2 separate regions of the Mus musculus genome follow, and region 2 is linked to region 1. A link is a contact called in ENCODE POLR2A ChIA-PET data. All regions are on one chromosome and are shown on one strand. Each heading gives the region's core, a stretch centred on a gene start or an enhancer-like site at or near the end of the contact. The rest is flanking DNA. Distances are from core to core; before and after follow the strand shown.

The links. ChIA-PET counts read pairs that join two places held with the same protein, here RNA polymerase II (POLR2A).
Region 2: POLR2A ChIA-PET joins it to region 1 with 16 read pairs in embryonic stem cell. The contact joins the promoter of Des here to the promoter of Dnpep in region 1. POLR2A ChIA-PET finds 5 or more read pairs at or near these places in 4 of 5 experiments (Patski and embryonic stem cell).

What each region holds. Positions count from the first base shown.
Region 1 is chr1:75,315,320-75,318,998 of GRCm38, forward strand. It overlaps Dnpep (aspartyl aminopeptidase), which reads right to left and starts at 1,698. Exons shown (of 15, transcript NM_016878.4): 1 at 1,572-1,698; 2 at 1,391-1,484; 3 at 1,222-1,310; 4 at 1,011-1,124; 5 at 626-751; 6 at 300-430; 7 at 26-101. The coding sequence starts at 1,484.
Region 2 is chr1:75,358,404-75,362,082 of GRCm38, forward strand. Des (desmin) reads left to right here and starts at 1,889. Exons shown (of 9, transcript NM_010043.2): 1 at 1,889-2,589. The coding sequence starts at 2,015. RefSeq lists cis regulatory regions at 1-2,537, 1-2,000, 953-2,121, 1,396-1,562, an enhancer at 952-1,351, silencers at 1,351-1,396, 1,563-1,850 and a promoter at 1,851-1,931.

The sequences.
Region 1 (3,679 bases), core at 448-2,947:
TCTCCGGGCCAGGGGAGCTTCTTACAGTGGCACCGAGAGGCCCTGGTTCAGGAGTCCCTTTCTCCAGCTCTTCCTGAACTGCTGTGGCAAGAATAGGGACTCTGTGGGGAAATGGGTTGAGAGAAGGGAGAGGGACAGCCATGAACTTCTAGTCCTCCGACTGATTCCCAGCGCACTCCCCAAATGGATAGAACTGGTTTCCAAACGTGGAACTTGACCACTAAGGGGTGGTCCTCTGTTCCCCAGTGCCATATCCCACCCTCACAGCCATCACAACCCTGGCTCGAATGTGGACTCACAGGTGGATCTCTGTGTTGGGCCCAAAGTTCTCATTGATATTTCGCTGCAGATGGATGGCCAGATGTGGGATGCGCAGGATGGGCCGTTCTATATGGACGAGCCTCTGCTCCAGCCGGCCTGAGGTAGGGCACTGTGGCCAACCGGCCAGGTCAGAACTGGGCACCTCCCAAATCCAGCTGATAAAATCCCTTACTAAACCCAGAATAATCATGTCCCCTCTTCCCCACGAGGACTCTTCACTGGTACACTTAAGAAATGGGAAGACATTCAAGCTTCAGGCTGCCGGAAGTGAGAGCCTCCCCAGTTCCTAGCCCCTCGATACCACCTTGATAATGACGCGTCCAGCCAAGGTCAGGTCCCGGTCGAACCATGTGCTCCAGATCCCACCGCCGTAGGTCTCAACACCGACCTGGTGGTAGCCCACCTGGCTTCGGCGCGATTTGCGTTTCACCTGAGCGTAAGAATGAGAAAAAAGGGAATGTCTGAAAGACAACATCTGGAAGGGAGACTCAGGCAGTAAGTTATACAGAGCAGATAGCACATCAGTTGACAGCTGAAAGTGTATGTGGGGAACATGAGAGCATGGGGCGGGTCTACCTTCTTCCCGGGACCTTGGGATAGGGCCTTGCAAACTCTACCTCCAGGATCTCTTCTTCCCAACCGCCCCCCCCCACACCTCCCTTCAGTCCAAACAAGTCCTAACTTCTTACCCTGAGACAGGGACTGTCCGTGTGGGCCCCAATGAGGCTGAAGCCATTGCCAGGAACATACTGGCCCCCCACAGCAAAAGCAATGATGGAGGAGGAGTTTCTGGTTAAGAAGTACTGGGGGAGAGAGTTGAAAGACAGGGGCGTGAGTTGCTTTATGATCCGGGACACAGGCCTTTGCAATAGTGTCTGCCCCCACGCTATCCCTTAGTACCTTGTTTTCTGGTACGATATCCCAGCCCTCTGTTTCCTTGAGTTCACGGAAGCCAGCCTGGAGGAGGCGGCTGCGGCACTCAGCCACGACTGTAGGAAAAGGGCTCTCTCAGCGATGGAAGTTGGTCAAGTCACTCCCACTCCTAGCCTCCCTAACCCTGGTCACCTACCGTGGAAAGGAGAGGGACTCCGGTTCACGAACTTCAGGAGCTCTCGGGCTGTGGCCTGGATGGCCTCTTTCCGAGCCCTGCCGTTCATAGCCATCTACAGGGAGAAGTGGAGAGTTCAGGTGGCTGCCGGGTCTAGGATCCCTCTTTCAGCCCCCTAGAAATGAGAGCCCCAAGGCTCAACCTCTGCTTCCGAGGACTTCACTGGCGACAGATGTGGATTCCTAGCTCGATCGCTCTCGGCTCAAAGGTTCAGTCCCAGGGCAAGAGGACCTCCACCCAGTTTTGTCCCTGGAGTACAGGATCGGAAAGGCCCGCCCCCTAATCAGATAATCCACGCCCCGCCCAGCTAGGAAATCCCGCCTCCAAGAGGACCTCAAAGCTGGAAAGGCCACTAGCCGGCGCGCCACCGTGTCCGGAATCAAAGCACCACTACACCTGTCCCTTAGCCCCGTCAGTCACTAGACAGCCCTTCCGGCTCCGGGAAGGTCAGGCCACCTCGGAGGGTTTCAGTTTTACTTTGAAACCGGAGTACGCCCGTGTCAGCGCCGCCTTAAGCTTAGCTCCGAAAGGGCGCGCGGCCTGCCACCGAGCCGAAGTGGAGGCGGGACCGGCAACAGCAACACACCTGCATAGCCCCACCGCACTCCGCTCCAGGAGCCGGACTCCGGCCCGCCCCTGACGCTCCGCTCCTCCCTCCCGGATCAGGCCTCGCCTTCGCCGAGCTGTGGGCTCCGCCTCTCGTCAGGCCGCACCGGGACTCCGCCTCTACCAGGCCTCGCCCCGCCCCCGCTGCTCCGCGAGCTCCGCCCCTGTCAGGCCTCGGTCGGGTTCCGCCCCCTCCCGCTACTCGCTCAGCTCCCGTCAGGCCTGGTTCCAAACACGCTGACTGCTCTGTGCCAGTCAGGCCGCGTCCCGCCCTCACTACTCCGAGAGCTCCGCCCCTGTCAGGACGCGTTCCGGTTCCGCTCCCGCCTCACCGACCCGCCTTCCTCCAATCAGGCTGCGTTCTAACCACGTGGACTAGTCAGCTCCAGTCACACCGCGCCCCGCCCCACTGTTCCACTAGCTTTGCCCCGTTAGGAGCCACGTCTCATGACCCGCCCTCATTGCGCCACTAGCTCCGCCCCGTCACGCCTACTCTCCAGACCTTGTCTCCGCTGTCCGGGCTTCCTTGGCAGGCCCCGCCCCTGATGCCTCTCTCGCCCCGCCTCCATCAAGTCGAGTCCTCCAGGCGTTGACCCCCCCCCCTCCGCCCTTTCCTTTGTCAGCGGCCTCGAAGCCGCTGCGAGGCGTTCCGCTCCTGGAGCACCCTCAGGCAGGACGGCCCACCGCGGCGGCGGCAGCGCGCTCTAGCGCCCCGGTGGTGTTAGCACAGCCGCTGACTTCCATGAGTTTATGTTATGATAAACGTTATCGTATGTAATTCTCACAATTTTACTGTCAGCATTTTGTAGACAACGGAATTATGAGAGTAATCTGTCTCTAGTTACAAATGGATGGCACAGCTGGGCTTATGACTCCATAAATTAGTGTGCAGAGCCTAGAACAACTGCAAGAGACTTTCGTAGGCTTTTTTCTATCCTCTTTGGTTAAATGTTATGCTACTTAGTAGGTCTCAGAGGAACACAGAAGTCAGTGACCTTTTCAACACAGCTGTTTGGGTGGCCCTGAGGTTTGATTCTGATACTCATGATTTTTTTTTTCTTTCAGACAGGATTTCAGTTTTGTTCAGGCTTTTCCAGAGCTCACTATGTAGCCCAGGCTGGCCTCAAATCCATGGCAATCCTGCCTCAGTCTTGCAATTGTTGGAGATACAGGCATGAGCCGCCCCTACTGGCTCTTTCTACTCCTTAAAGCAGTTGAGGGGGGCAATTCCAATATTATGTTTCCATGTCAAGAATGTTGAATAGCAATCTTAAAACTCATCCATACATCGATGGATCAGGACTCTTGTGGCTTTGAGGTTCAAAACAGAGTCGACCTACCATGAGTGTAAAAATAGTCTTTCCAGGGATCACAGGTCTCTGGGGTGGGGGTGGGGGGCATCTGTTGCTTTTATACTTGGGATGGAAATGAACAGGGATAGATTCTGGAAAGGTCCTGCCACCCTCACTTCAAAGGGGGCAGTTTCAAGATCCGTTCAGTGGGTGACAGACTACATCTGTGTAGCTTCTTAATCATCCTTTAGATATCATTGTATCCCTACTCATTTGTACAGTTAATTAATTACTCATTAATAATTATGTAAGTCGCATTATGTATGAAGCTGAGTGCTAAGTGGACCATGGG
Region 2 (3,679 bases), core at 639-3,138, 43 kb after region 1:
GTCTGGAACCAAAGCTTAGTGTTTGGTTTCAGAGCTGGGGTCAAGGGGCTGAGGCACATATTTTACCAAAGTAGACCTGGCCTCCAGGTTCTCTCAGCATCCCTCAGTCCCTACCTGGTATACCCTGCCCTCAACCTTGAACTTTCCAGTCCAGGGGCTTAGCTGCCCTTTTCCCATAGGCTCATCCCTATATAATCCAGACATTTTGGTCTCTCTTCTTCTCTCTCTGAGCTAGAGCCCTTTCTCTCTTCTTTCTCTTTCCTCCTCTCCCCACCCATGAAACTCCCCTGGCCTCCATCCTTGGGGTCAGTGAACTCGCCTGAGAGCAGCTCCCCAACAAACCTGCCTTTAAAATCATCTAATCTGGCTTGAATTGGCTCATTTCTATGGCAGAGAAAGAGCCAATCACCTAGACCCTGTAGTCAGGCTACCTCACTATGCTACGCTACGCAAATGGCATTTATGTGGCCCCTGCTTCACGATGCTATCGGAGAACTGGGGAGTCACAGGCGTGGTGTTCCCAGCAGGGATCAGTACATATAAGGCATTATTGTTATTGTTGGTGTATGCTTTATTGTCTCCCTGGCCTGTTCAAAGGCTCATTGCACAGTCATGCGAAGCTGTTTGGCCCCCACTCTATGACTAAGGACCCTGAGAGGTAGGGAGGACAAGGACATGCCTTTTGGCACCGCTTTCTCTCTGACCAGCCCTGGGTAGGACTACGGCTCCTAATCCAGGGCTCCATTTCCAAGGTTGAGCTATGGACCCCTAATCTAGTACTCTATCTCCAGGGTTTGTGTTCTAGGAGGGTCAGGGCTCAGTGAAGAGCTGCAGCAAGGTGCACAGAGAAATGTAGATGCCCTTAGGGGTCGGTGTGCGCCTTGTGCTTCAGGGAAGAGAGAGGCGAACACACCCCAGGCCTTCATCTCTGTTGGGGTCCTGGAGTGACTGAAGCTTGTCGCTGTCAGCCTTCCTTGACACCTCTGTCTCCTCAGGTGCCTGGCTCCCAGTCCCCAGAACGCCTCTCCTGTACCTTGCTTCCTAGCTGGGCCTTTCCTTCTCCTCTATAAATACCAGCTCTGGTATTTCGCCTTGGCAGCTGTTGCTGCTAGGGAGACGGCTGGCTTGACATGCATCTCCTGACAAAACACAAACCCGTGGTGTGAGTGGGTGTGGGCGGTGTGAGTAGGGGGATGAATCAGAGAGGGGGCGAGGGAGACAGGGGCGCAGGAGTCAGGCAAAGGCGATGCGGGGGTGCGACTACACGCAGTTGGAAACAGTCGTCAGAAGATTCTGGAAACTATCTTGCTGGCTATAAACTTGAGGGAAGCAGAAGGCCAACATTCCTCCCAAGGGAAACTGAGGCTCAGAGTTAAAACCCAGGTATCAGTGATATGCATGTGCCCCGGCCAGGGTCACTCTCTGACTAACCGGTACCTACCCTACAGGCCTACCTAGAGACTCTTTTGAAAGGATGGTAGAGACCTGTCCGGGCTTTGCCCACAGTCGTTGGAAACCTCAGCATTTTCTAGGCAACTTGTGCGAATAAAACACTTCGGGGGTCCTTCTTGTTCATTCCAATAACCTAAAACCTCTCCTCGGAGAAAATAGGGGGCCTCAAACAAACGAAATTCTCTAGCCCGCTTTCCCCAGGATAAGGCAGGCATCCAAATGGAAAAAAAGGGGCCGGCCGGGGGTCTCCTGTCAGCTCCTTGCCCTGTGAAACCCAGCAGGCCTGCCTGTCTTCTGTCCTCTTGGGGCTGTCCAGGGGCGCAGGCCTCTTGCGGGGGAGCTGGCCTCCCCGCCCCCTCGCCTGTGGCCGCCCTTTTCCTGGCAGGACAGAGGGATCCTGCAGCTGTCAGGGGAGGGGCGCCGGGGGGTGATGTCAGGAGGGCTACAAATAGTGCAGACAGCTAAGGGGCTCCGTCACCCATCTTCACATCCACTCCAGCCGGCTGCCCGCCCGCTGCCTCCTCTGTGCGTCCGCCCAGCCAGCCTCGTCCACGCCGCCACCATGAGCCAGGCCTACTCGTCCAGCCAGCGCGTGTCCTCCTACCGCCGCACCTTCGGCGGCGCCCCGGGCTTCTCTCTGGGCTCCCCGCTGAGCTCTCCCGTGTTCCCTCGAGCAGGCTTCGGTACCAAGGGCTCCTCGAGTTCAATGACATCCCGCGTGTACCAGGTGTCGCGCACGTCGGGCGGGGCTGGAGGCTTGGGGTCGCTGCGGTCTAGCCGGCTGGGGACCACCCGAGCGCCATCCTATGGCGCGGGCGAGCTGCTGGACTTCTCCCTGGCCGACGCTGTGAACCAGGAGTTCCTGGCCACGCGCACCAACGAGAAGGTGGAGCTGCAAGAGCTCAATGACCGCTTCGCCAACTACATCGAGAAGGTGCGCTTCTTGGAGCAGCAGAACGCCGCGCTCGCCGCCGAGGTCAACCGGCTCAAGGGCCGCGAACCGACTCGGGTCGCCGAGCTCTACGAGGAGGAGATGCGCGAGCTGCGGCGCCAGGTGGAGGTGCTCACCAACCAGCGCGCCCGGGTCGACGTGGAGCGTGACAACCTGATAGACGACCTGCAGAGGCTCAAGGCCAAGTGAGGGCCTCCCAGATCTTTCCCCTCACCCCCGTCCCCAGCAGCCCCCCTCCCCCTCGCCTGAGACCCTCCCTCCTCAGCCCATGTTTGGAAAAGGTCATTCCCCGGTGTTCGCTAAGTAGAGATCTTTCCTGGCCCCTTCTATGTAACACTGGAGTAGTAGTCTTGGGAAGGTAGACAGAAGAAATGGGGGAAATGGGGGAAATGGGGGAACCTTGCCTAGTGCACGGTGGGCAGCTGCCTGTGAAAGGATGCTAAGTTGCTAGAGTGATGATGACCATAGTCAAGGAAAGGGTCAGAGCACGTTCTGAGGGAGAAGCGAGGCTGATGAGAGCCTGGAAGGATGGATGGGCTGGGAAGAGCAGGAGGGAAGCCAGGCAGTAGTTTTAAGCTTAGCTGTGATGAGGCCCAAGGGAGGGGCGGGGATGGGGGTGGGGTGGGGGCTAGGCCCCTGGGCCTAGCTGAGGTAATGTTATTGCACTTGGTAAATGGACAGGTTTGAGTAAAGGGGACAGTGGATAAAGGCTGTGACCCATTCCACCACGATCCAGTAAAAGAGGCTGAATAATCCGGATATGGGGGCACCCCCTGTAATTCCAGCACTAGGGAGGATGATACAGAACTGCCATGAGTTCTAGGCAAGCCTAGGATACGGAGCAAATACAAGGCCAACCGGGCCTACTTAGCAAGATTTGTTTTAGAAAATTAAAAAAGTTTATTTAAACAAACAAACAAACAAAAACAGAAAAGACTCCGTACATCATGACGGTCCTGTTTCTGTTTACCCAGATGAGCAGTGTCACCTTCTTGCCACCAAAGTCACAGACATTTATTTAGCTCCTACATGGGTCAGGCTAAGCCTGGGAACACAGAGGTGGATAAAATAAAACAGAGTTCCTAACCCCGGGGAGGTCAGACTATCTGGGACACAAGACTTCAAGGGAGTGGCTCCAGGGTTGAGACAGAGCCACTTCCTGCTCCACCCCCCCGTAGGCGGGGCTTCTGCTGCTTTTTTTTTTTTTCCCCCTGGGCCTCTTGTTCTACCCAACCACCAAGACATGTCCCTGTGTCCTGAGCTGGCTCCCTGATA